3 separate regions of the Homo sapiens genome follow, and regions 1 and 3 are each linked to region 2. Evidence: read pairs that join two places in POLR2A ChIA-PET (ENCODE). Cell type or tissue: GM12878. All regions are shown on one strand. Links, peaks and the distances in the headings refer to the core of each region. The heading gives the core; the rest is flanking DNA.

What was found. Peaks named below come from ENCODE experiments on the same cell type or tissue, not always from the same donor. Only the 100,000 strongest peaks of a DNase experiment are listed, where the experiment ranks them.
Region 1: POLR2A ChIA-PET joins it to region 2 with 5 read pairs; 2 of 35 experiments call an interaction of 5 or more read pairs at or near these places.
Region 3: POLR2A ChIA-PET joins it to region 2 with 6 read pairs; 6 of 35 experiments call an interaction of 5 or more read pairs at or near these places.

The regions. Positions count from the first base shown.
Region 1 is chr3:106,015,230-106,026,042 of GRCh38, reverse strand. No RefSeq gene overlaps it. Among named protein-coding and RNA genes, the nearest start is that of CBLB, 150 kb to the right of the region's middle. RefSeq lists an enhancer at 9,292-9,857. In GM12878, for the core only: no CTCF peak of the experiment used is centred there; no DNase peak of the experiment used is centred there.
Region 2 is chr3:106,178,094-106,188,906 of GRCh38, reverse strand. It overlaps LOC105374027 (a long non-coding RNA gene), which reads right to left. Exons shown (of 3, transcript XR_924311.3): 2 at 10,359-10,406. LOC107986110 (a long non-coding RNA gene) reads left to right here. Exons shown (of 2, transcript XR_001740838.3): 2 at 383-2,012. Among named protein-coding and RNA genes, the nearest start is that of CBLB, 310 kb to the right of the region's middle. RefSeq lists an enhancer at 4,452-4,501. In GM12878, for the core only: no CTCF peak of the experiment used is centred there; DNase peaks (open chromatin) are centred at 3,534, 3,826, 4,220 and 4,686; H3K27ac peaks cover 3,763 bases.
Region 3 is chr3:105,849,652-105,857,651 of GRCh38, reverse strand. It overlaps CBLB (Cbl proto-oncogene B), which reads left to right. Exons shown (of 19, transcript NM_170662.5): 3 at 3,988-4,238. Among named protein-coding and RNA genes, the nearest start is that of CBLB, 15 kb to the left of the region's middle. In GM12878, for the core only: no CTCF peak of the experiment used is centred there; a DNase peak (open chromatin) is centred at 3,441; H3K27ac peaks cover 622 bases.

The DNA of each region.
Region 1 (10,813 bases), core at 1,635-9,634, 160 kb after region 2:
TAATTCGATGGGAAAAAAATCAAGTCAGACCATTCTTCAAGACAGTCATAACTTTGACATCATATTTTCCCTTCCTTCTCTTTCTTTTTCATCCTGTAGATCAGTTCCTCAGTACTCTTTCTAATTCATTAATCTCTCCTTTAGCTCTTCTAAACTGATGTTAACCTAACTTACTCAATTTTTTGGTTTTTATTGCTTTTTAATTTTAATGATATGATTTTTTTATTTCTAAAATTTCTCTTTAGAACTTGAATATAGACACGTTTTTGAAACATAACCATTTTGGTACTATAATCATTTCTTTTCTTAATTTATACATTTTAAGATCTTAAAAATACATACTTAAATTTTTCTCAAATTGTGCAATCATAATTATGTCATCCAGTTAACATCTGCTTGATGGCTCTCTTTCATGATTTCTTTTTAGGCTTATAAGCTTTGAAATTTTAGTGGTGCTGCTACAGTGTTCCTTTCTCGGTTTGTTTGTTTGTTTTGGCTCAGTCTCTCTCACCTCTCCATGTGTGGCAGTTTTACAGTTGTCTCTACCTGCCTTGCCCTTGTATTGGCACCCAGAGCTCTCAGAATGCAGGGATATTACGGGTGTATTAGCTAGTTGGGGCCTGGCCAGGCTTTGGTGAAGCACCTATTTGTGCTTCCTCCCACCTACTAGGCAACAACTTATCAGCCTCAGCTTTGCCTCTGAACTTGGCTGGCCTGGCCTAACTCTCTGTAGTACACACTGAATCCGGCTCCATTCTGCCACCCGTTTTGATCCTCAGAAGTTGAAAGCATGAACATTTCTGCTACTTCCTTGTCCTGGAATGTGGTAGGCCTGTGACTTAAACCACATTTACTGCCATGTGTTTTTATTCTGCTTCTGGTCTTCAAAGATGTTTATCTTCCTTTTGCTTGTCACCCCGTCTTTTAAAAGCGTATGTGACATATCTTCTATCTTTGCTGTGAGTTTTTGAGGAGGAGCAGGAAAATATTCTACAGAAACTGCCAGTGCCAACTTGAACAGCAACCTCATTGCAAGTGGCTCTATAAGAGCAAAGGCCATCAGTAACAGTTACAGATCTAATTACAAGTTTACATGAAAATCTCAGCCCATCACTGTTACAGTTCTGAGTGCCACTTATTTAGCAAGGGAAAATTACCTATGTAATATGGTTTCAGAGTATTGATTAATCCCTTTAACACAGTTGTATGCTAGTGTCTGAAATTTTAGGAAGCGTTTCATACATTTGACATAATATTACAAATAGTTTTGTTTCTCCTAGTAAAATATACATCTCCTTGTGTTTGATATGACTTTAAGCTTTATGAATCATCTGTGTCCTACTGCCTTGTTGTAAAGCTATTTGTCAAATTCTTTCCTAAGATTAAGGTTTGATTAGAAAGACGAAAGAATATGAGGGAACCTTCTGCCTAGCATGTAGATTTGGATGAGAAATTACATTGCTTTTAAAAGAACACTGGTATTGGAGTTAGTAAAGAAGAGGGGTCCTGACTTACAGCTGGACAGATCATCTTGGACAGATTTTTAATTTCTGGGCAATTCTATTTTCTTAGTTTCTAAAATGGAATCTTTATGATGATTACATGAGATAATGTATGTAGTAGCACTGACTATATAGTAGGTACTCAATAAATGTTAGTTCAAAGAAAGTAAGAAACAGAAAGTTTACACCTGGAGCACCAAGGAGGGTTCCCAATCCATCTACTTACTTTTGCTTTTCTCAGTCACAAATCTCATAGAACGAGTCTCAATAAATAAGTTACATTTACTGCAAATCAATTATCTAGTCATTAATCTTAGGGAAGTACTTTAACTCTGAAGATTTTATAATCATAGCTTCAGAGGAAAACATTCAAATTGAGTAGACTTGAATAAACCACTGATTTGTCAGTGAAGTCAAAGAATCTGAATAAATTCATTTTAAGTGTACATTCATTATTTTCAATGACAATTAGTTTTGGGTGGAAACTCTCAACTAACACTTTTGCAAAGACCAAAACAAATCACTTTGCAGAATGATTAAGGAGGCAACAAAGAGCAACTGAATTTATTCCTTGTTAAAGATATTTGCTTTTATATTAGTCCTAAGAGAAATATCATGGCCTAGGAGATTGCCATTGAGCTAAATCTTACATTACACATTCAGATATATTTAAGCTCACAAAATAGCTCCAAATCCCATACTACTCTTATAAAATAATCATAATTAATTGCTATGGTATCAACATTGAGCCTAAAGGATAGTAATAATTCTATCTTATATTTTCATAGTTCCTTGCAATTTTCAAGGCACTTTTATAGGCCTTATCTGATTTGAGCCTCACAATAAGACTATAAAGCAGGAATTACTATCTCCAGTACACAGATAAGGAAAATGAAGTAAAGAGAAGTGAAATGATGTTGCTCAGTAATTCAGAGCTCCATCAACTATACTGTAGTTGGCAGGGCTGATCAAACTTTCTAGTGCCTAACACAGTATCATCTACACTGTAGGCATTTAAATTTGTACTTATGATATAAAAGTAAGATTTACTGAGCTGAGTATTATACAATATATTCAAAATTCCCAAGATTGCTTAGAGAATTTACATCATAGACTACCATTAAAATGCATGTTTTTGGGATTTAATAAAAATCAGTGATTTCTAATTCTCCATCTCTTGAGAAATTATCTTCTGCATGTTTTATTTCAAGGATATCAAGCACTTCACCACTTATTTTTTTTAACTCCAAATTGGCAATGAAAGGAATTCAGTATTGCACAAAATGTAACTTCGTACAATTCTCTAAAACCAACAATCAAGAAAGAAGACACCTCCTCATTCTTGATTAAGTATAACATGCCCTGATATGTTATACTTATGTTCAAAAAGATCTTATGAGACATCAGATACTGAGCTCAAATAACTATACCAAAGGATTAAACCCAGAGCTTGCCTTAACAAGAAGTTCGGATTTGTTTTGCTAAGACATTACACATGCATGATGACATATTTTAAATATACCAGTGCCTCTTGAGCAAAAGGGCTATCGTAATATTTACAATATTATAATATCATAAATTTTTAGCAGCACATATTACTACTATGGGTTTATATTTCGGCGGTTTGAATTCCAGCAGGTCTTGAAATTATTTTTATAACTTTAAATGAGGTGCATTTCCTCATGTCTTATAAACAGTAAAAACTATTTCTATCTATATTACCCTTTCCCTATTTTCTAAACTACATATTTTGGTCTTATTCATCTATGTTTCCATCCATGAGTCTTTCATATACTGGTGTTAATTTTATTGTGAGGATATAAGTCAATATCATTCCAAGAGAAACACGCCTGATACACTCTAACAAAGTGAGTGATACTACTTCACTTAATTACAAGCTCCTATCCCCCAACAAACAAAAATAACAAGGAAAACTCTGCTCTTCACATTTTCTTCTGGCATACTGTGTGACCTGAAGAAAATTCCATTTCCTGCAGTCTGGCATCACATTTTAAACAAAGCTGCACTATGACTTCCGCAGGCTTTTGGCAATTTTGCCTTTTTGGGCCTCTTTTTTATTAAAAAAAAAAGTTTTTAAATGATATTTTATTACTGTATTGGCACCAAGATGAATATATTGATATTGCATATTAAAACTTTTTTATCTAAAAGTTCATCTATTTCTGATTTTAAAATAAATTAAAATATTTTTGTGACACCCTAGAGGTACTCTGGGCTCTAAACACTATGCCTGCTATTTCTAATAGATAAGTCAGCCCTGATTCTAATCCTTGGGAAAACAGATTTTTAAAAAATGAATTTGACAGCGGTTTTCTTAACAATTCTATTTATATTGATGCTCTTCTTAGTGTTAAAGTCTCTGAAAAGTATTAGGGACTTCTTCAGCATTTAAGAAGTAGTCATCTCCACGCAAATGTAATCAATACAAAGGTTATTAATTTATATAATTTCACACAAAAAAGCCTAACATTGCCTTACAATGTGCTGGGACTAGAGTAAGAGCCTTATATGCATCATTTCATTTAATCCTAACTACCCTCAAGAAGTAGGTATTATTATTATTACTTGCATTATACAAATACCAAAACTAAGGTTCAGAAGAATAAAGTGGTATATTCAGTGTCCCACAGGAAGTACATGGTACAGGCAGAATCTAAATCAATGGTTGTCTGAGCCTTAACTTCAATCCCTATCCCAGTTGGTGTTTAATATATTATTTTGATGATTATGATATATTTGAGTTACTTTTACAGTGTAATGTTCAAGTTCTTTTTTAAAGCATATTTTATTGCTAAAATTGAAAAAAAGATAATCTTCCACTGTTTTATATCATAAGGAGGAAAAAAGAGCTCTAATTATATACAGCCTACCTTGAATCCACCCTCGTACCTCCACACATGAACACATACCTGTAAGTATGCCTTACACACACACACAATCTCATCTATTCTTCCCCAAACATGGGTTGTGAGATTCTTCATAGAATATTCTTTCTTTTACTTTTATTTCAGCAAATGTCTTTAGTTCAACTTCTAAACCCTATACTAGGCATAAATAATGTAAATATGAGAAAGACATATCAGGAAAAAGGAATAATTTAAACTTCTTTTATTATTTTGACAAAGGGGTCGTATCAGTTTCCCATTCTGCTGGTATCTACAACTCATTACCTCCAGGCAAGCTCTCTTCGCTAAAAATAATGAAAAGGATTGCATATTACTTGACAAAGTGAAAAGAGAGGATAATCCAAGTGGGCAGATTGGTAAGCTGCGGGATGAAAAACTGCCACCAACTAATGGCCTGAATTTGTACTGACTGTTTGGTCTAGGTATTGCGATGATCCTATCCAGCTGATTCAAAAAGATGCATGGTGAGTAGCCTTGATAACTAATGCTCAGTCAATGCAATTGTAACTAAACTTCTGTTTTTATCCAGAATTGTTTTGTTGCTCTAATTCACATGCACTGTTTTACTTAGGGGATGCTAACATGCCATAATGGGTTTTCGGCAATATCCATTAGCTTTGAGAGGGGCAAATAATGAATAGGTAGACCACTTACCATTTTGCAAAGGCTCAACATATAAATTTTTAGACATATTTAAGCAGAACAGAGGTAAGTTCAGATTATGTTCATTTTATTTCTTGAATATGTACTAAGGGGAGGATGATGCTTTAAAATACTTGCACTGATTTGTGAAGCTGTGTTTTCAAGTTCTTCCTGAGCAAACACTAATATATTAACGTCATTTGTATAGGTGGTGTTAAGATGTCCAAAAAACAGCACAATGCCAATTGTACCCATTCCCTCTTCCTTTTTATGCCATGGAGGCAGGAGTAACCTGCTTCTGGAGTGAAAGACAATTCTGAAACAAATTCCTCTAATCTAGGGAAGGGAAGTCCTATGTTTCAAATAAAAGAACTATAAAAAGGCAAATAAAGGATTCTGCACAAGAAATAACTAAGTCTATGTAGGTTCTAAAGAATTACTTTTTCTCTTAGCCATATGTAGAATTTCTTTCTGGATCAGGCTTATTTTAAGACATGAGCCTTTCCAACTAGAAGTTGGAATAAAACTCACATATAGAATGGACTAAAAAAATTAGAGCATAATGATACTGCAAAAGTTTTCCAAACTGTAAATCCCTGTGTGCTGAATTATTGAATTGCACTTTGAGGGCTGAGTTAGAAGAATGTGTGGTTTATATCTTTAGACTAGGCTCATCCACACTGAGCTACTGATCATCTTCTATTCTCCTTCACAGTTAATAATTTGGACTCAATCATCTTGATCATTCTGGTCTCTTATCCTTGGCTACAAAACTTATATTTTATAATACATAAATATTTCTAAATCAATTGCAATCTAAGAAAAACCATAATGTAAATGAAATACTATTAGACATGCAGAAGTTTTCAAAGGTAAAGATAATTATCCAAATTATCCATAATTTAAATATGAACGCATGAGTGTCAGTAAATTATTAGCTATCATGTACTCTTTGTTTTCTATGGCTGAGGTATATACTATTAGTTTATCTACAATGTTCAGAGAATTACCTAAGTTCACATAGCAAAATAGTGGCACAGCTAGGTTCATTGTTATTACAAAAAAAAAATGGGTGAGAAGAAAACTGAATTCAATAAAGTGTGAACTATCAGAAAAAAAACAAAACAACCAACAATATGTAAACAAAACCGGAAGTATTAGGTAAATTAAAAGTTAGGTAAATTAGTATCAAAAAGATAGTGCATTTCAAACAAATTCTTTTCTTTTTTTTTTTTTTTGTGAGTCTCACTCACAAAAGTGGGTCTCACTTTGTCACCCAGGCTGGAATGCAGTGGCCTGATCAGCTTACTGCAGCCTTGATCTCCTGGGCTCAAGCAATCCTCCCACCTTAGCCGCCCAAGTATAGGACTACAGGCACACACCACCATGCCTGGCTAATTTTTTTGTATTTTTTGTAGAGACAGGGTTTCGCCATGTTGCCCAGGCTGGTCTTGAACTCCTGAGCCCAAGGGATCCGCCTGCCTCAGCCTCCCAAAGTGCTAGGATTACAGGTGTAAACCACCATGCCCATCTCAAATGAATTCTTAATCCAGGGAAGCCTTCAGAGTCTTCTCTCTTGTTCCTCCTTTGACTTATGTCTCCAACTTCCTCTATGTTACTCACTATTCCACAGGCTGTTCAGAAATCCCATGACTCTCAAAAGGTACTGTAAAACTAACTGAGTAAAAACTCATCTTTCTCTCCTCTGTTTCCACATTGTACTTGTGTCTCACTTATGCCACAGTGGGATGTGCGTGTTTCTCTATCCCAAAAGATTGACAGCAACAAGGCTCAGTCATCTCTGTGGCCCCTCATTGCCAAGGTCATGGTAAGTACCCAATAAAGTTTTGTTGAGGTGAAATCAACTGACATGAACTGAGTAGAAATATATGCCAAATTGGTAACTGAGTATTCAGAAGACTATGAGAAGGAAAACTGCAACATGCGATTAAGAGGGAATTGACACTAATGATTAAAAAAAGAGAGAGAGAGAGAGAGACTTTATACTAGACCTACGAGACCAAGCCCTATTAGGGCTGAGACTGAAATATATCTGAACGTAAAAGGGTTATAGCATAAGATGTCAAGAGTTTAATTTATAATTAACATTTACCAAGCCAGACTAAAGTCCAGACTGGCCTGGTCATGGTCTATTTGTATATTTTTTTTATTTTTAATGTTCACGCACACAGTGTGGTAGTTTTACATAGCGACCAGCTACATAAGGTTACTTTGCTGAGAGAATGGTGCAACTAAGATCCCAAACTCACAGTCTTTCAAAGAGAAATCCTTAATGTAGTAACAGAAATAAAAAATGTATCATTCAGGAAATTGTAGTGAATTCATCAGGGGAGCGTTCAGTCTGGGAGCTGTTCTTTTGCATTTTTGCTTTTGGTTGCTGATATTTTTTTAACTCTGAAAATGTCTTCTGACCTTTAATACAAACTCTTGATTCACTGTAATATGAGCTTTACCCTTTCCTAGACTTCCTGAAGAGCAGAGGTTCTAAAGACCATCAACACTAAACTTAGGTCATACGTGGAAACATCCCCAAAGCTCAGAGAAGATACCTAGAGAGATTTCTGCCTTAGTCCACTTCTCTTGCTATAACAAAATACCTTGGATTGTGCAATTTATAAACAACACAAAATTATTGCTCACAGTTCTGGAGGCTGGGAAGTCCAAGATCAACGTGCCAGCAGATTCAGTGTCTCGTGAGGGCCTGTTCCTCATAAATAGTGCCCTCTGTGTACTCACATGGTGGATGTGTTGCACATGCTCCTTCAGGCCTCTTTCATAAGGGAACTAATCCCGTTCATGACATAATCACCTCCTAAAGGCCCCACCTCTTAATACAATTGCACTGGGGATTAGGTATCAACATATGAATCTGGGGGGACACAAACACTGAGACCATAGCAGCTTCCAATCTCATTCTGCATATTGGGAAAGTACGGAACAAAATGAGACAAAACATTGCTCAGATGTGTGTTCCTCACAGGAGATCCTAGCCTATCCCAAAAGATGTTAAAAGTAAAAAAGTGATTTGAACTGGTATTTATGTACCTTTCATTGCTACAGATGTTCATCCTGATAATTTAATCAAAACATCTAGCACTTTTTATGTTGAGAGAGAAAGAGCACACATAATGGGAGAATAATGTGTTTTTCCCCAATGGAGCAAGAACTAATGGCAAGAAACAGCATATTGATTCAAATGGGAACAGGGCATGTTGTTTGGGACAACTCCACTTGGGAATAATGGACAACCAAATTATCTTAATCATTTAAACAAAATGAGCTCTTGCTTTTTCCTATAAATTTATCTCCCTTTTATCTCTAGGTTGGCTCAAGGAGAACCCCAGGATTGAAAGCCCTCGACTCCACCTCATCCAACTAGATGGATGCAAGCTCCACATCTTCCTTCCTCTGTTGTCTTGCTCTTTAAAGCCAGGAATACCCCTTATCAGCTAGTTAGCTCTATCCTTCCAGAGTTCTATTTACTGTATCCAGTGTTTTAGGGTGAGAATACTTCTGTCCTGTCTCATTTTCTAGTAGTAGATGTGTGTATCTTTTTTCCCAATAAATTATTGCCTTCATAGCAGGAAGTGTCCATACAAAACATCCGAGTTACTTTATACATAAGATCTCTGGATGTGAATAAAAATAAAAAGTTCCTGTCAGTAAAAAAAAATCCAATCTAGTTTATTACTAATTCTTCCATTTTTAAAGATTTACATATTATGAGTTCTTACATATGCCCCATCATGGTTTTTTTAGTATAATATTTATCCTCCTTCAGTACTTCTTGTGCCTGAAATCCTTCCCCTACACAGCCTCGCTTTATTACTCTTACCACTAGTGCTGCTGCTACTACTATTATTACTGCTACACTGTAATTATTACATCCTTCACCACCAGCAAGGTCACCACTACTATTACTGCTGGAACTTGTCCTTCTAGTCTCAGCTTTATCTTATGTTCCAGACAAGCTAAGTCCTCCAAATCAGATCTTTCCTTCCAGTGCTCCAGCATTGTAGGAATTGCTGATATGCTGTGGTATTGGTCTCCTTCTCCTTCTATTGATCTCATCGACTAATCATATGCCATTATATCTATCACATCAAATATATTGTATCTGGACAAGAAAAATGTTGTGGACCCTGCTCTAACTATTCACAGAGCTTTCCTTTTTCCCTTTCTTGCGTGTGTCAAAATTATTGCTATGGTTGTTTAACACTAGGCAGGGAGAAACAACAAGGGGAAACACTTAGGCAGTGTTTAAGTCACTTATGCAGTGACTAAGTTCCCCTTACATAGGGCAGTACCACAGTGCTTAGCAAAGTGTGTGGCATCCAGTGGGCGATTAATATTTATTTGTTGAATTAGTAAATAAAGTGGCCATCTCCACATTTCACAGCCACTGTAAAGACAAAGAGAATCATTTGGAGCCCATCCACCTTTTCAGGACAGTTTAAACTACAGAACCAAATAAGTAAGCCCCATGCTGATTATCTGAGGGTAGGGGATTTCAGAAAACAGCAGGGTTGCTGAAGAAAGAGAAGAAGGTAATTATAACTAAGTAGAGACTAAACAGGTATCAGAAAGCATTAAAATGAACCCACTGATTAAGAACACTGAGTGTCTTGCTTAGCTTGTCATAATAGGTGGGGGAGTCGAACTGCTGATGTATGGGAAAGGAAGAGGGGAGTTTTGTTTTTCTTTTTGAGAGAGTCTCACTCGGTTGCCCAGACTGGTGTGCAGTGGCACGATCTCGGCTCACTGCAACCTCTGCCTCCTAGGTTTAAGCGATTCTCCTGCCTCAGCCTCCCAAGTAGCTGGGGATTTTTTTTTTTAACAAAGGAAACCAGAAGGGACACAAGAAACATGCATTAAGTTTTTCAGTACCTCCGTGAAGTTCTGCCTAATTATTTTAAAGACAGGTGTATTGCCATATAATTTACATATAGCAAAAACTCCCCCTTTATTGCATACAGCTCTATGATTTTTGACAAGCACAAAGAGGTGTAACTATCACACAGTCAAGATAGAGAACAGCCAGGCCCAGTGGCTTATGCCTGTAATTTCAACACTTTGGGAAGCCAAGGCACGAGGATCACTCCAGGAGTTTGAGATCAAGATAGAGAACATTTCCATTGCCTCCAAAATTTTCCTCATTCCCTTTTGTCAGTCTCCTTCCTCTATCGGCAGTGATCTGCTTTCTGTCACTACTGCTTTTATTTCTCCAGAAGGTGATGTAAACGGAATCAAACCATATCTAAACTTTTAAGCCTGGTTTACTTCACTTAGCATAATGCATTTGAGGTTCATACATGTTTTTGCATTTATCAGTAGTTCATGTCTTTATTTTATTTTGTGGAGTAGTATTTCACTGTGTCAATATACAAAATTTATCTGTTCAGCAATTGACAGACATGTGGGTTATTTTCATTTTTGGGACTACTATGATCAAAGCTACTATAAACATTTGCGCCCAGGATTTTTAGTAGACACATGTTTCCATCTGTCTTGGGTAAATACCTAGTAGTACAATTGCTGGGTCACAGGATAAGTACATGTTTCACTTTATAAGAAACTGCCATTCGATTTTCCAAAATTCTGCCTTAGTTTTATTTTCTCAAATTTCTGGCATTCTATCTTCAAGGGTAACTGTTGGCAAGGCTAAGGTTTGCAGATGGTATATGACAGTTGTAAGGAAAAAATAGGATGCACATATTTGAT
Region 2 (10,813 bases), core at 1,150-9,149:
TTTTCCTTTTAGGAGGAAAAAATCTGGTTGAAGCAGAGGTTCTTAGACTTGTAGCATTTCCAATGTAATAGAGTAAATGGACAAATAAATTCTTAGAATATCCTTAGGCAAATGCCTGATATAGTCCTCTATCAGGACAACTTCATTTTTAGTATTTGATTTCTGAATATATATATTTTTAAATATTATAATTTATATCACATTATATGCATTTTAAAAGATAAAAAGGCATAGTCTCATTTTCAAAATTGCCTTACAAATTTATTATATACGTGTGTGTATATATACAAATGTACATGTCATTTATTATGCACATTATCTTATTTAATTATAATAACCTAGGGAATTAAGACTTTACATCAGATTTTCTTTTCTTTTTCAGATTGGAAAAGCATTGGAAAATTTGTCCAAAGTCACTCAACAGATTCATGATGGATCCTGGATTCACAGCCAGCTTTACTTGGCAATAAAATTCAAGTCCTGTTCACATCACAACACATTTTTACCGAAAGAAAAATATGATGTGTAGATGTTTGGAGGCATCCTATCTTAATGAGGCTTTTGTTAGAAAGAGTTTTCTTAAAATTACAGGGTTGGGGAAATAAAAAATGTTTGTTGCTCAGATTAACAAAAAAATGGTATATAGAAAATAAAGCTAAGAAAGGAAAGTGCAGACAACCAAGAGACTAGAATTTTCAATAAATGGCAAAATTGTGGTGTTCTGTGGTTACCTCTTGAAGATTTGGCCTGAATCATGCAACAATTGCCCCTTACCCTCAGTCCTCAAATTACAATAGTGAAAGAGGTTTCTATAGGTATTATATTTGAATCTGCTATATTTTGTTTATTACTTGCAAGGACATATAGGAGAGCAAAAGTTTTCCCTCTAATTTCTTAGGTTTAGTAACTGGAACTTGTGAATTAAACTGGCAAAATACAGATTAACAGGAGAAGAGTCATAGACATTTTATTTTAAATTTCATATGCAATGTAGTTCCAGAGAAAAGAAGTGAAAGCCTGAAGAAGCAATTAGACTTGAGGAGTTATATCTTTAACAAAGGGTGGTGAGTGTAGAGAAGTGACTAGATTTTTTTTAAGATGGTTTTAGGCTTCCAAGGGTGATAAACCATGGGAAGGAAAATACATGAGGGAAACTAATGGTATATAGGAGTTATTTAGTAAGGTTTGTTTACACAGACTAATCTCAGTGGTAAGAACGGTTTTTCTCCTTTTTCTGGTCAGGGGAAGGAGAAGGGACACCATCACAATGGGAATTTGTGCTTTGCTGGTAGACAAATAGGAGCAGAGCAGAGAACTTCTTTCTCTCAATTGTCTTCAGCTCAGAATAATCCTTATGCCAAACAGGCATAATTTGGAATTACATATTTTCATCCTCTCCACACACAAGCTTCCGTATAAAGTTCAAAGACAGTAGTATTTTCTTATAATTCACTCTGCCCCAAATATTAACTAAGATGACATTCTTTTTCCAGCTTGATTCTGCAACATTCACTTCCAGAAACTTTATCACTCTTAATCCTGGATTGAAGGAAAATATTTGAATGTGATAAAGGATATATATTTTAAAAAGAAAGGAACTATAATAAAAGGCAAGATTCAGAAATTATGTTGTAATCTGTGACTTAGTGCAATTTAGTCCTTGAATTTCTTGTGTGCAATTTATTGAAGCTATCTTATTATATGTTAATTCTGTGTCTTCTTTGCCCTCTCTTTTTGTAAAAATTTTCTTTTTCTGAATTTTTTTCCAGAGTCAATCATTGATCTTCTTGATAACATTCATTTCCCTTGGTGAACTAACTTTGGTTCATCGCTTTATCATTCTTCTCCAGGCTGTTTTTGAAGGGTCTGTGAGCTGAGAATGGTTTTTAATAGATAAATGCTCACAATCAATTTGGGGATAAGAAATATTATTTTGAATCTCAGTTACAAAAAATGTTATCCTTCATAAAATAATTCATTTTTTTCTCAGTAATAAAAATGTATTTCAAAAATATGGTGTCCTTATTATATTTTAAATTTTGCCAATAAAAATAATAAAAATTGATTTTCTCTAATTATGTAAGTACCTAGATGATTTTTAAAATTTTGTCTCTTGACTTATACAAAGCCTAAAATATTTATAACTGCCCCTTTATAGAAAAAGTTTGCGAACCTATTTTCTAAAGGTTGGATCCACTCAACAGATATCTTTTATTTGGACTTCAAAATGTGCTTCAGAATGCACGAAAACAATAACTACAAAAACATATATTAATTTCTTTCTTTCCTGAACTCAAATAGCAACTTGCAACAGCATGCTTTCTAGAGTTGGAATATTCATGTGTTACATTGTGTGTAGGGGGTTGGAGGGTGTGTGTATGGGTCTGTGTCTGTAGAATTGGACCTCATCTCTGCTCTTCAACAAAATTTAGGTTTAGAAAAGGGAGTAATTTCATAAACTTATTTTGTTTCTCATGAATGATACTATTTTGAAATTAACAAAAATGATGCTCAGTGAACACCAAACCAATAAATGTTTAAATGAAATGGAGAATTTGAGTCTTAACATTAAATCTTAAGCAAAATACACATTTTAAGGATTACGAATACTTTACTTCAAAATGAAAGTTGTCATCATCAGCTCCCTATACACTCAAGAATTCTCAGTGAAGTGAACAGAATTAGAACTACAAGTGAAAAAAATTAGAACTGCAGTAAGAAGTTCCTGTTAGAGACATGACTCAATCTCTCAACTCCTATGTGGCCGTGGAAAAATTGGTTTATCTGGCTGATAAGCCAGGTACCTTTTTCTAAGTACCTTGAAGTGGCTGACCTCTAAGATTCCTTGAAGTTATGACAATCTATAACTGGTATGGTGGGCAGTCTCACCAGCAAGTGACTTTTGTGGTCCCAAATGTTATTATTTAAAGGGGTACAAGTCAGATACTCTTTCTGCAAATTATCAGCCTTACTGACTATTGACGTTTTGTTATGGGTTAAATAGGCATCATACCTAGTTTCCCCGTATTCTCAACTCTCAACAGAGATAGCTACTATTGCTATTCCTATTTCTTTTCAGACAAAGAATTCAAAAGAGATTGAAGTCATTTACCCATGGTTATAAAACCCAGAAGTGTCAAAACTGAAATTTAAACACTGTTTTATTTCAAACTTAAATTGCTGATGCCCAAGCTATATAGTTTCATGGTTTAGTGGTCCCCTCCTGAAAAATGTTTTCATTTTCTAAATTTGAAGAAATCTCCTTTGAAAGGCAAAACCCTTAAGCTTGCTTTGCCCGACACTTTATCCCCTTGACAAGAATCAGGGATGGCAGGAAGACAAAGGGAGGGTCAGAAGGAAGAAGTGGCTCTGGCAGAAGTAGATGGGAAGCCAGCAGGGATGAACTTCACCTTGATCATTATGTTGCCTAAGACAGGTCTGACTTCCAGTTATAATTAAACATGAACATCTTTACCAAGCATTCATTTACTTCATGTGTTTTAGAGAAGAACATTCCACCCTAATGCGACAGAAAGGTTAGAGTTAAACTAGAAAATGAGATTGGAAATCCCATCCAAGCATGTAGCATGCAGTAATCCCCCTATATGGAGGATAGGTTCTGAGAGCCTAAACCCATGGTTAGTACTAAACCCTACATATACTATGTGTTTTCCTACCCATATATACCTATGATAAAGTTTCTTTTATAAATTAGACACAGAGATGAATAACAATAGCTAATCATAAAATGGAACAATTAATATACTGCAGTAAGGGTGATGTGAATGTGGTTTCTCTCACTCTTTCTGAAAATATCTTTTTGTAATATACTCACCTACTTTTAAACCCGCAACTAACCATGGGTAACTGAAACTACAGAAAGAGAAACCACAGATTATAGAATACCACTGTACTCTCTCTGCCCAAGTCCTATCCTCAAAAATGTCTTGATTACTACAAAATGGCTTTTTCTTTTTTTTTTTTAACTTTTTAAGTGAAAACTGAACTATTAAGTTTATATATTTGATGATCTCCTATTTTCTAACTTCTTTCAAAATAAATCAAAGAATATATATGTGAATGTATCTATATCTTTAAATTACTTAGAAAGAAAAATTTTCCCACCACATTTATCTCAGCTAACTCATGAAACTGAACTCATTGTTTCAGTTCCCAGTGAAGTGATATTAACAAGTGTTTTTAGTTGGGGGAGTAAAGAAGGAGGTGCGTATAGATCTAGGGGAGGTGGGAGATGGGAGGGAGGCTAGACCCAGTGAGATGGATAAGATTAGCAGCCTAATGAAGCATCTTGCCATTGAAGCCCATGTACCATAAAAATGCACATACGAATTTATTTTTATAAAAATATAGCTGTCAGCTTACATATTATAATGCAGTTGGCAAAAAATAAGTTAATAAAAAAGTTCTCTTCTAAAATTTGTTAGATTGCCACAAAAAGGAAGCTTTCTACAACGTTTTTTTTTTTTCTTAGAACCCTTGGGTTAATGAAACCTAGTCTGTTACAGTTACTGTTTTTCTTCTCTCTACTCAGCATGGATTACTTGATGTCTCATCTATGGCAGAGTCTGCCAAGACAATTGAGCAAGTCTAGTGTAGAGAACTTTAATGTAGTTGGAACATATCCAGCATCAAACAAGAGTCTGTGTCAAGATCTAAGACTAGCCAGATTTTCTTTCTCAGGTGTCATTTTCTTTCTCAGGTGTCATTTCCTTCTCTCTGGAGTCATTGGGTGTCTGATTCCTTGAGTCCTCAGGCTATCAGGAACTTTCAGAAGAGATGTGTTTTCTCTGGTTAGATAACATGCCTTGGTGCTAATCCTCAAATCTCCTTGAATTCAAGTGTGTCCTGAGGCAAGAATTTTCACTGCTTGCCTGTTTCTGCATCTGAAATTTATGGGTTTTCTCATTCTGAGCCAGTTCACAAGTTGGCTGATGATTGGTGAGATCAATTATCTTTGTGAGAAAGGAGCTCTACAAATGTTAAATTGTACTAAATCATTGAGTAACGTAAAGCTGCTATGTCAAGTTACAGAAAGCAATCAAAGCTGCCTAATGCATCTGTTGCCTATTTTTAGAGCCTGAATCAACTCATGGAGCCAGTTAGGTAACTCACATAATAATAACTGAGTACTTATTATTTTTTAGTCATTATGCTAAAATGTTTCATATGAATTAATTTATCCACCTCATACCAACCTGTGAGGTAGGTAATGCTATTATCTTCCACTAGCAAATGAGGTAATTAGCCCAAGGACACCGATTGATAAATGGTGCACTAGAAATTGAAGCTGAGACTTCAGGTTCCAAAACAATTCCATTGTACTGCTTACAATGTAGTCATGCCCTTTGACCTCCAATAATAATAGAATTTCATGCCAAGACTATTTAGATGTTTAGAGCTAACTCTGAAGTAAAAATGCCTGCATGGCACTGCCAATTGCTAGGTGCCGACCCTTGGGCAAAGTGATATTAACCTCACCTGTAAAATGGGGTCAATAACCGTCCCTGCCCATAGGGTTGTTTTGAAGTAATCCATGTAGAGCATGTACACTAGTGCTCAGTACGTAGTGAGCATTCAAACATTTTAGGTACTATTAGCACTTACATAATGACACTATCATTTCTAATCACATTCAGCTGGAAGGCATGCATATGAATAAACATCAATTCACAGGTCCTGTCTGACCTATTGATTCTCACTTGCTGATATAATCAAAATAAAACAGTAATAAGGCAGTGCAGCCTCTTACACAGACAGCAGCCTGGCTTCGTTCTAAGATTTAAACATCAGTTTAAATCAGCTATTTCAATCCAAGCCATTTTGAATGAGGTAATGGTTTGTGTGCGTTTTAGGAGAAATTACAAAGTAAAGTGAAGTAATGCCTTCATTATGCATATTAAGGGTTTGGATTCTGCATGGTCAGTGGGTAGGAAGATTCTGGACTTATTTCAAACCGCCCTTGTAATTGTATCTGTCTGCCTTTTGTATAAGCAGGTAAGAACTGCTGAAACCTCTAACTAGCCAAAGAATAGACAGAAAGAAACCATGTATATTCACATTTGTTTCCAAATAGCCTATGGAAGCCACAGGGAGTTATGCAACCTTAGAGAGAGAATATTGGAATTTTTTTTGTATTGATGTATTTAATGATAACTCCCTTAAATTCAACCCCCCTAGATTAACTTTGAGTTTGAGTTCAAGCTCTGCTACTTAATTAGATTTGTGACCTTAAATATGCCTTTAAGTTTCCTTTTCCGCATTGGGAAAGTATAAATGATACTACTACCTACTCATTCGTAGTTGTAGCATTTAAGAGAATCTATGCAATTAGTATAGTGACTAACATACTATGTTATCAATAAGTTTTAGCAATTATGATGTTATGAGTATTCTTATTGTATATTCTGCTAGTAATTGAATATGACTGTAATTTAAGCTTGTCTGTCGATTCTGCATAGTATTAAAAAGCTTAGAAAAGAGCATAAACTATGTTTTATAAAAGTTAAGCAATTAAAAATGGCAAGAATATATACCTTTTACTTGCAAACTCTTATATGTCCTTAAATTCCATGTAATGAAAGCCAACTTTTTGTGTGTTTTTTAATCATACAAAATCATCAAACCATCAAGTAATATTTGTAAAGTATCTGCATAAGCATGGTATCACGCTGGGTGCTGCAATACAATAATTAATAATGATATCATGCAAAAACAGTATTTTTCAAGGTTTTAAATATGGTTGTAAACTAATTAATTTTCATTGCAAATATTTTTATAAGAATAAGAAACTCATTCTTGTAAAGCATGGTTTGAATGAACTGGATTCAGATTGCGAGGCAGAAGGGAACTCAATTCTTCTGATACTCAAACCCAAATCCTATCCAGCTTTTAGTCAGTGTGTGGGAACATCAGTAATTTATGTGCCTTCTATTTAAGTTGAGGAGCTAAGATGTTAAGTAAGAGAACTCACATGGAAGAGGCCTTAAATTCAGTTTATCTTAAAGTTTCTCATAAACGTGCTTTTCATCTATGAAGCCTATTCCTGGCATCATAGAAGATTGCAGTTGCTCTCTTTCCCTTAGCAACAATGAAGAAAATATGCTGCGGAAATGTGAAACATATAACGTACAAATATAATAGTATTAACATTCTTCCCAAGCTTGTTACTCTTTCCATTTTTCTCTTGACTTTTATTTCTTTTCTCTCTAGAAAAATACTGTTATTTTGAGAAAAGGATAGTAAGCCAATGAGCACCTGCCAGGGGCAGGAGCATAACCCTATAGGAAACCCTGAAAGACTGTCCGTAAGCATCAGGGAGATAGGGTTTGAATCCCAAACCATCTTCTATTAGGCTGGTGCAAAAGTGATTACAGTATTGCTATTACTTTCAATGGCAAAGACCGCAATTACTTTTGCACCAAGTTATAGGTTTGAAACTCTGGAAATTAGGTAGGTTCTTTGTCTTATCTCTGTCCTCTATATTTCACCTTTTATTTCTAAAATACAAATACTACAAATACTAACATCACAGGTTTAATTTTTAAGACTACTATATAGTAGAAATTAAAAACAAAATAATAACTCTTTGTCTAATTCATTTTCAAACATGCTAGCCATTTTCATTCATGAGAATAAAATGTCTGTGTAGCCCTTCTACATCCAGAAAGCTTTAGCAATACACTCAATACACATACAAAGTATGTTTGATTTGTTTTACCAATAGTTTATAGTTAGTGATAACCATCTCTGATATAAGTGATTCTCAAGCTAGACTACACATTAGAATCATCTGGGACCTTTAAAAAATACTGATTCTCAGGTTCCATCCCGAATTAATCAAACCATTATTTCTGGCAATGGGACCCTTTGCAGTCATTGGATTTTTTAATCAGTTAAATAACTCCACTGTGCAGCCAGTTTTAAGGTGCTTTCTTAGAAGGTTTATCCATCTTTCATGTTTCAACTCAATTCTATAGTCTTCCCTTATCTTCTTGACCCTATATCATATTGAGGCTGAAAGTGTTGCATTTATTTACTGCATTCTTAATGATGTATCTTGTAAATGCTGGATGTATTTGTATACATTATTAAGAACAGTAGATTTGACTACATGTGCAGATTTCAAGGAAATTCAAGCACGGTATCTGACAAGAAGTCTCTCACAGCAACACAAACTTTGTCTCCCCCACTTCTCAAACTTTCCTCCTGAACATAGAAGCCTATTTATTCTTTTTTCTCAACCTTTTTATAAAAAGTGATTTTATCTAGTTTTTCCATTTGCAACCCAAATACTCTCCATCCCTAAATTTACTTTCCTTCTGGGAAGTGAAATAATTTTAATATGTGCAGAATTGCCTAAATGCAGTTAGATACATCTGCATTAGTCTAACCAAATATGCATTAATTTTGTTTTGCACAGTGGTTTGTGATTACCTGAAATTTCCCAAAGGTGTTTTTCCAGATAAACTATTAGCTCTTATTTCTGGATCTGCCTACCATGGCTCACAGGTAGAAAACCCAGGCTATTATTGTACCCCTAGTTCACAGGCGTATCTCCAGACGCAAAGGATTACAACAAAAAATTGTGAACCTTCAGCTCAAGGGAGGCAGATGTGTACTAGAGTCAAGACTCAGAAAATAATATGAAGCTTCTTTTATTCCTTTAGGAAAAAGGATAAAAGAAAAAGGGGTAATTAAGTCTCTTTACATCCACCACACTCAGCAGCAAATGACTTCTTGTTTAATAGAGTTAACAATGAGAAAATTTATTTCCCTTTGAATAATTGCCTTTACTTAATTACAGTTAATCAAAACCTACAGGAGTAAAAATGCTAGAGAATTGTGCTGCCACTTTGTTGCTTTTCACAGAAGGTTTGTATAGAAGAAATAGATAAAGGAAACAAATATGTGGATTTTAGATAACTTCCCCTAATTAGAATAAAGACTCATCCTAATACAAGGGAAAATGCAGTTTGCTTTCCTATTAATATAACCAAGTTTCATGGCTTTGAGACCTCTGATCTGCTTGGATTACATTATAGCTGTCATCTGCAATCTGTATTTCTTAATAATAGAATTTGCTCACTTCCTTAAGTTAAATTGTTTTGGGGGAAACATTTAAGAAGCAATGCCTTCACTTGGGAAGCATAAGGTTTAAGTCACACAAACTGAAGGTAATTATTTTGCTAAGTTAATTAGGAATGTTTATGTATTTGATAAAATACAAATACAATTAGAAGACAAATAGATTACAGCATGAGGCTTAAGGACCATGGACTGATGTCAAAGTATATAGGACATCATTATTTAGATATCTGTAAGGTACCTTAATCCCAATATGTACAAAACTGGACCCAGCATCTTCCTTCACTCTCAACCCTGTTTGGTTCATTTTGAAAAAAAAAAATGAGGAACATAGAGAATAAGAAACCAGAGTCATCCTAAACAAGTCTTCTTCCCTTCCCATCTTTCCATATGTAATTCATCACCAATGTCTGTTCATAAAAAATTCAGACACATCTCTCCACTCTGTTCTCCTATCTACACCTCCATCCTCACTACCACCTGAAACAGGTTACAAGTACCCCTAGGACTGGACTGCTGTAAATGGCTCATAAGTGATCGACCCACTGTCATCCATCCTTATCCCTGCTCATGCATTTGCCCCACTACACCTAGAAAAATCTTTGCAATCTTTTCCACACAAATCTGATTGTGTTACTCCTGTCCTTTTCTGATTCCCTATCCTCCCTCAGCTTTGAAATCCTTTAATTTTCCTCCTAACATCTCACAATCTCCTCCCCGTCCCTAGTCCTGGCCTGACCTTGTTTACCATGTTTACCCATGAGCACACCCCAGCTCAGTGTGCTCCTTGGCTTCTTCCCTCAGCATCACCATCACCCAGCCAGGATATTCAGAGGACCGAACCCTCTTTCCTCCCCTTTAGTCCCAATTTACTCCTATTCATCCTACAGACTTCAGATCATTTCCCTTTCCCAATCTTCCTGCATGCATTAATTTTCCTATTATGCTACCTCAGAGTACCATATACTTTAGCACTTAAAACAATTGCAGCTTTACAATTATTGCTTATTAGTTACTGTCTCCCCCAATAAACTGCATTTGTTTGCCATTATATCTTTAGTGCCTTCTACAACTCTAGGTCACTTAAGCATTTAATAAATAAATATTAATTTAATGAATTAATGAATTAAACGGCTTGATTCCCATAGAATATGACACATTTTGAAAATCCCACAACAATTAGGGCATACCTAAATCTTGTATGTTTCAGTAAATGCTATTGAAAAAATATCATATTGACAGGCAACTCCTACCTGGATTACGGTAACCTGTCACTTCTTGTCTAATAGGAAACTGTGGTTCTGGGGAGGAGAAAAAAAACACATAATTATAAAACATGATATAATGCCAAATGGGTTACAATCCAAAAGGCTCTGAGCTTAATATAATACCTAAATTCCAGTGTCAGCCAAACTAATTTCCAAGCATATATCTTATAGTTGAAACAAAATGCTTAACACTTGACCCTAAGTATGTATAAAATCTGTGATGGTTAATATTCAGTGTCAACTTGATTAGATTGAAGGATGAAAAGAACTGTTCCTGGGTGTGTCTGTGACGGTGTTGCCAAAGGAGATTAACATTTGTGTCAGTGGACTGGGAGAGGCACACTCACCCTCAGTATGGGTGGGCACCATCTAATCAGCTGCCAGTGCAGCCAGAATAAAGGAGACAGGAGAAGATGGAAGAACAGACTTGCCGAGTCGTC
Region 3 (8,000 bases), core at 1-8,000, 330 kb after region 2:
TCATTAATTATATGCCTAATTTTAATTAAATTGTGATACAGTTAGAAAGATCAGCCCGAGATTCAGAAGATACAAGCTCTTGTATTGGATTAATGATATTTTAATGGTCCCTTAATCTTTCTAGTTCTTAGTTTTTTTAAATCTGGAAATGAATGGATTGGGTGGAATCTTTACTAAGATCCCTTAGAGCAAGAATTACATTGCTCTTAAGTTAATTATAGAGAACTACGTCTCTTCTGCCAGACTCTTTGCATCTCTTTGAATCAGGAAGTATGTTCTAGTCATCTATAATTTCCTAGCTCTAAGCTCAGTACCTGGCATATAGTAGTTCAAGCAATTTCCACCTGATAAAGCAATAAATTCCCACATGGAATTACAGTTTTAAATAAAGCAAATGAGAAAAAAGTTCAGATAAAGAATAGTGAATTAAATATTTGTAAAACATAAACGTTTCTGTCAAAGAATATTTATGTGGAATGTCTGGAAAAAAAATACCTGACAGAAATTTTGTATGTATCAGTTAAAAAGTTCTCTAGTAGAGGAAATGAATTTGAAGCTACCTGGTCCCCAAACTAGAAGAAAATAATGTATCAGTCTGTGACATGTTACACCAAGTTTTATGTTGCTGACATTAAACTATGCCTGCTGTAGAATGTTGGTGGCAATATTCTTGGTATTTATGTATACTTGTGATAGTATTTTTGGTTTAAATAATTTAAAAACCATATTCTTTTTCAAGCAGGATTTGTTAAATAATTGGCATATTTGGGACTTAATCTTTAGGGCAGAATGAACTCTGATTATACTAACGTATCACGTATTAAAAAGGGGGTAAAAAAAGCTCTGTCAGCCATTTTCACTATACTTTGTAAAGATTTGCTGTTATTTAGTAAATGAGATGACATCTTACCTTTCCAAGGACTTTCTTGGAGATAAAAATACTATTATTACTTTTTAACTAAGCCTATACCTTTGGATTATTAATTTGAATACTTGATACTTTAGAGTTCAATTGTAAAAATAAAGGAAATAATACAATCAAACTATTTGTGAAAAAAAAATAGCAGTCAACCAATCCATTAATTTGTTGGTTATGTACTCAGCAATTCTGCTTTAAGGCATTGTTTACAAAGAGGAAGAATATAAGATCATGCCCTGGGTTAATGTGAAAAACATCTTAAATTAGAGGCTGATGGTTGGAAATTTGAACCAGATTTTTCTCTCCATCTACTCCCTCTGAAAAAAACCCTGATCCCCAGTGATTTCTTTTTTTTTTCCTTTTCTTTTTTTTTTTTTTTTTTTTGAGATGGAGTCTTGCTTTCTTGTCCAGGCTGAGTGCAGTGATGTGATCTCAGCTCACTGCAACCTCTGCCTCCCGGGTTCAAGTGATTCTCCTGCCTCAGCCTCCTTAGTAGCTGGGATTACAGGCACCTGCCACCACACCCAGCTACTTTTTGTATTTTTAGTAGAGACAGGGTTTCACCATGTTGGCCAGGCTGGTCTCGAACTCCTGACCTCATGATCTGCCTGTCTCGGCCTCCCAAAGTGCTGGGGTTACAGGTGTGAGCCACTGCGCCTGGCCAATTTCTTTAAGAAAGTAAGTGTGATAGTGTGTATAAGAGTACCCTTTAAATTTGTTAGTTCCTTGATTTATTGTGTTCGTTATGCTTGAAGTTATTATAGTTCGATTGTTTATTTGTCCCAGGCACTTTTATGGGTGCCCAGAGGCAGATCCATGTTTTATGTCCCCTGAAACTTATATGATTTGAAAGAATCTTTCTAAATATAAAGAATACGAAAGTACAAACATCAAATTGTTTATGAAAGTGAATTTTTTTTAGAATGAGAAAAATCCACAAAGCACTATAGTTTTTAAAAAGCCGGTATATCTACAAGTGATTAGAGAAATAATCTAGACTAGTTTTTGGCTCTGTACATTTTATACTTTGATTATCTTCCGTTACCGCATATACTTCCAGTTTTGGGTGTCATGAAACACATTCAAATTGCCAGATTTGAATTGGATTTCACTGTTCCCATGGTAGGCTAGTCAGCATTGTGGGCACCTCAGGTATTTCTAAAACCATCTTTTAAAAAAAGTTCTATTACAGATTTAAAAAATATTGTATTTATTTAAGGTGTATAACATGATGCTTTGATATATATACACATAGTGAAATGGTTACTACATCAAATAAATTAACATATCCTTCACCTTCCATAATTACCTTTCTGTGGTAAGACCATTTAAACTCTGTTCTCTTAGCAAATTTTCAGAATACAGTATTATTAGCTATAGGCCTCATGCTGTACATTAGATCTCCAGTATTAATTATCCTACATAACTTCAAATTTGTACTCTTTGACCTTCTTCTCTCCATTTCTTCCCCTCCCCATCCCTGGGGCCCACCCACTGTTCTACTCTCTGTTTCTTTGTTGCTTAACTCCTTCTTTTAAGATTTTGCATGTGAAAATGAGATCATATATTAATAGTATATTCTTTCTTTGCCTGCCTTATTTCAGTTTCATTGGGATTGCTGACAGTAATTAAACCATTTTACAGGAGTGACTGTATGCCTCACATATACCTTCCATTAAACCCAAAGTAAATGTGTCTTCAATTCAAATTTCCATTAGCCAGATTCCAAAAATACCCACAGCCACTCCAGTGCCACCCAACAGGAGGCTTTAGCCAATTATGTTTAAGATATTATACTCTTAGGCCGGGTACGGTGGCGCACACCTGTAATCCCAGCACTTTGGGAGGCCGAGGCGGGTGGATCACAAGGTCAGGAGTTCGAGACCAGCCTGACAAAGATGGTGAAATCCCGTCTCTACTAAAAATATAAAAATTAGCCAGGTGCGGTGGCAGGCACCTGTAATCCCAGCTACTTGGGAGGCTGAGGCAGGAGAATCACTTGAACCCGGGAGGCAGAGGTTGCAGTGAGCTGAGATCGTGTCACTACACTCCAGCCTGGGTGACAGAATGAGACTCCGTCTTAAAAAAACAATAAAATAAAATAAGATATACTCTTGACAATTTGACAAAAAAAAAAAATACAACGAGGGCCTTAGAAGAGAGCCATGTATCTTTATGATCTTTATGTGAACATTTAACCTTTTGTAAGAGTGCTGTCCCATTACACTATATAATGCTACTGTGCAATTCTCAATTATTTCATTTGAAAGTTATTTATGTAAAGAGTTGATTATGCCCTTTCTGGAGGGATAAGAATGTGGTGGACTAACTTACTCTTGGCTAAATCACATGAACATGTAGAAGTGAATACATTAGTTGGATTACTACCTTCTCTGGCCGGCAGAAGGTACTTTCAGTTCTGCAGGCAGCCCCTGAACGCCCCAGTGGTTGGGCAGCACCTGTGATGGGATGACTGAACCGTTATATGCCACATGTTTATAGGCGTGGTAGACAGTATGGGGAGGTGGAAAAGACTGGTTCTGACCTGACACACATTTACTACTTAATAACTCAGTTATTCAAATTGCACCTCTTTGTTTTATTGTCCTCGGGGTTCAGAACAGTACACCAAAACGCTAATTAACAAACTATGAGACAGCAACAGCTGGGAATTCAGTGTAGTAAAATAACATATAAATGTGAGACATTGGTTGTCAACAGAGAAGGCCCATTTCCTCATTTTTATTTAAAAAAAAAGACTATCAGTGATATACAGTGATTAGCATACTGGAGTTCTTTTAAGCTATGCACAATGAGGTATCTTAGAATTAAACTTTAGAGGTTCAAAATAAGGATATGATATAGAAAAGATTGAATGGTAGGAGAACAGAATAGGATTTATTTATATTATGACAAACGTGACTATCAGTTAATAAATTGGAGATAGTAAGTTAAGATCATTATTTATATTATGGAAAAATGAAGAAATAGGACATGGTTCTCTAACTTTTTAATTTTTCTGTGAAATAAAATATTATGACTTATTTTATTTTTATCTTTGTTTTTAGGTAAGACTGTGCCAAAATCCCAAACTTCAGTTGAAAAATAGCCCACCATATATACTTGATATTTTGCCTGATACATATCAGCATTTACGACTTATATTGAGTAAATATGATGACAACCAGAAACTTGCCCAACTCAGTGAGAATGAGTACTTTAAAATCTACATTGATAGCCTTATGAAAAAGTCAAAACGGGCAATAAGACTCTTTAAAGAAGGCAAGGAGAGAATGTATGAAGAACAGTCACAGGACAGGTAAGAAGAATATTTCAGATGTTTTGGTGTAAAGGTCATTTATGTTGCTTTTTACTTAATAGTTAACCTAAACGTCACCATGTAATTGTTTTGGGGTAAATGTGAGTCGCTTTGTATATAGTCATGTGGTACTTAACGATGGGGATACTTTACAAGAAATGCATTTTTAGACAATTTCATTGTTGTGTGGACATGATAGAGTGTACTTACACAGAGCTAGATGGTATTACCTACCGCACACCTAGGCTGTATGATGTAGCCTATTGCTCCTAGGCTGCAAATCTATACAGTATGTTACTGTACTGAATACTGTGGGCAGTTGTAACACAATGGTAAGTATGTGTGTATCTAAATATACCTAAACATAGAAAAGGTATGGTAAAAATACTGTATAAAAGGCCGGGCGTGGTGGGTCATGCCTGTAATCCCAGCACTTTGAGAGGCTGAGGTGGGCGGATCACTTGAGGTCGGGAGTTCGAGACCAGCCTGACCAACATGGAGAAACCCTGTCTCTACTAAAAATACAAAATTAGCCCGGCGTGGTGGCACACGCCTGTAATCCCAGCTACTCGGGAGGCTGAGGCAGGAGAATCGCTTGAACCCAGGAGGTGGAGGTTGTGGTGAGCTGAGATTGTGCCATTGCACTCCAGCCTGGACAAAAAAAAAAATACTGTATAAAAGATAAAAATGGATAACCTGTAATAACCTGTATAACATGCATGGAGCTTGCCAGACTGGAAGTGAGTGAGTGAACGGTGAGTGAATGTGAAGGCCTAGGACTGTTACTGTACACTACTGCAGACTTCAGAAACATTGTACACTTAGGCTACACTAAATTTATAAAAAAAATTTCTTTTCCAATATGAACAGCCTACTGTCACATTTAAACTTGATAAACTTTTAATTTTTTTTAACTTTTTGACTCTGGTATTAACAATTAGCTTAACAAAAATATTTTCTTTCTATATTACCCTATAAGCTTTAAAAAATGTTAAAAAATTAAGTTTTAAAAAAAATTTTATAAACTTTTTAAAAACTAAGACACAAACACACACATTAGCCTAGGCCTGCACAGTGTCAGGATCATCAATATTATTGTCTTCCACCTCCACATCTTATTCCACTGGAAGGTCACACAATATGTAACTTTTTCAGATTGGCTTCTTTCACCTAACAATTTGCATTTTAGCATGGAGCAATAACATGCATGGAGCTATCATCTGTGATAATAGTGCCTTCAGGAATACCTCCTGAAGGGCCTGCCTGAGGCCCTTTTACTGTTAGCTGTTTTTTAATAAGTAGAAGGAATACCCTATAAAATAATGTTAAAAAGTTTATAGTATAGTAAATACATCAACTAGTAATATAGTCACTTATTATAATATCATTATCAAGTATGTGTTATGCATAATTGTATGTGCTATGCTTTTATGTGACTGGTGGCACAGTAGATTTGTTTACACCAGCATCACCACAAACATGTAATATGTTGCACTATGACCTTGTGATGACTATGACATCACTAGGTGATAGGAATTTTTCAGTTCCATTATAATCTTATGAAAGCACTAACATAAATGCAGTCTGTCATTAACTGAAATGTCCTTGACTGAAATGTCATTACGGGGTTCATGACTGTATTTGCTTTTAACATTAATAGCTTTATGTGAATTTACTTATGATAGTAGCTAGTTCATGAGACAGTATTCTCAATGTTTTAATAGACTTCATTTTCAGAGTCATTTTAGGTTTACAGGAAAATTATTCAGAAATTACAGTTCCCATAAATCTCCTCTGCCCAAGCAGTTTCTCCTGTTCACATCTTGCATTGGTGTAGTGTGTTATAGTTGATAAACTATTGTTGATACATTATTATTAACTAAAGCCTAGAGTTTACATTAGGGTCCACTTTTTGTGTTGTGCTGTTCTATGCTCCATAAATGCATAATGTAATATATCCACCATTACAGTGTTATATAGAATTGTTTCACTGCCCTAAAAATGCCCCGTGATCTACTTACTGTCTCACTTCCCCCCCTGAACCCATGGCAACCGCTGATCTTTTTACTGTCTGTGCAGTTTTGCCTTCTCCACAGTGTTACATAGTTGGACTCACACAATATGTAACTTTTTCAGATTGGCTTCTGTCACCTAACAATTTGCATTTTAGGTTCCTCCATGTCTTTTCATAACTTGGTAGCTCATTTCTTTATGCCACTGAATAATACTCCATTGTGTGGTTGCATCACAGTTTGGTTTTTCACTCACACCTTGAAGTACATCTCGGTTGCTTCCATTTTTTGGGTAATCATGTATAAAGTTGCAATAAATATTTGTGTGTAGGTATTCATGTGGATTTAGGCTTTTAACTCATTTGGGTAAAATACCTAGCAAGATTGCTAGATTTTCAGGGTATGCATAAGTTTAGAAAGCACATAAGAAACTTTCAAGAAAGTTTGTAAGAAACCCCTTGACTGGTTCCAAAGTGGCTCTACCCTTTTTCATTCCCACCAGCAACGAATGACAGTTCTTGGTGCTCCACATCCACACCAGAATTTGGTATTGGAGACAAGTGTTTTAAAGACATAGTTTGATTGAATCTGCGGATGTGGTAGATGTGGGTGGGAGATGTAACTTCCATCTGTGTATTTTGACTTAAGTGAGAAACTGAACTGGGCTGGCAAAGACTGAATTGACATCAACCAAATCCTAATTTTATAGCCAGGATTCTTCATTTAGATATCCTCATTCAAGTTTATTGTTTGGCCATTCTAATGTTAAATTTCAGGATCTATCTTAAACAAAATAAGGAAAATGATAGAGTTTTCCATTTCTGGGCTATTTTAAATATATATGGAATATTCATGATAGTGATAGTTTATTTAGATTTCCAAATTGGAAAACCAATATTAATGAAAATATATAGTGTCTTAACATGTTAGTTAAATTTTAGTGTGAGACTCTTAACCTCTCTGTATTTAGTTTTCTGACATAGGAAAACCTTTAAGAAACCTCTAATATTTCTTTCAGGTCAGAAAAACTGGCCTCATAGGGTTGTAAAATAGAAAATTCAGTTATGGAGGTATGTGAACTCTAAATTTTCTATGAATACTGGCCAAATACCCATAACAAGTAAAACCATCAAATTCAAACATAAAAAACCCTCTTCCAGGTGTAAAATGGCATAATTATATATTTATAATTTATAATTTTCTCTCTCAATTAGAGATGAACCCAAACATACTCGTAGACGTCTAACCAATTATGTAACTTTGGGCTCGTCACTTAATATTCTTGGGCCACAGTTTATTCATCTTGAGGGTGGTGAATCTTCCTGTTGCCTTTTAGCATTAATTAATGCTTTAAAATTCTCCAGGAATAACAAGAGGAATTTGAGTTGCCACAGTGTGACAGAAGTAAGGTAGAGAAATATTATAGTGATTGTTTATTCTTGTACACTTTTCAAGAAGTGCTAACATCTTGGGAAGTCAGATATTTATGTTAAATTTTTATTTTTCACATTGTATTTCTGCCATTGACCTAATAAAACTAAGTTCTTTACAAATGTCTTTATAATTCTTTTTTCAAATTTAGTAGTTTTGAAATTCTTCCTGATCCAGCCAAGTCATCCATTAAATTTTACTCTTTAGGGTATCAGTACATTGACAAGGCATATAACTCCTTTGACTAGGAATTTGAGTGGATACAGTGTTTTAATTGGATGTAATCATATATGATGTGGTAAACTTGTATCCCACTTTT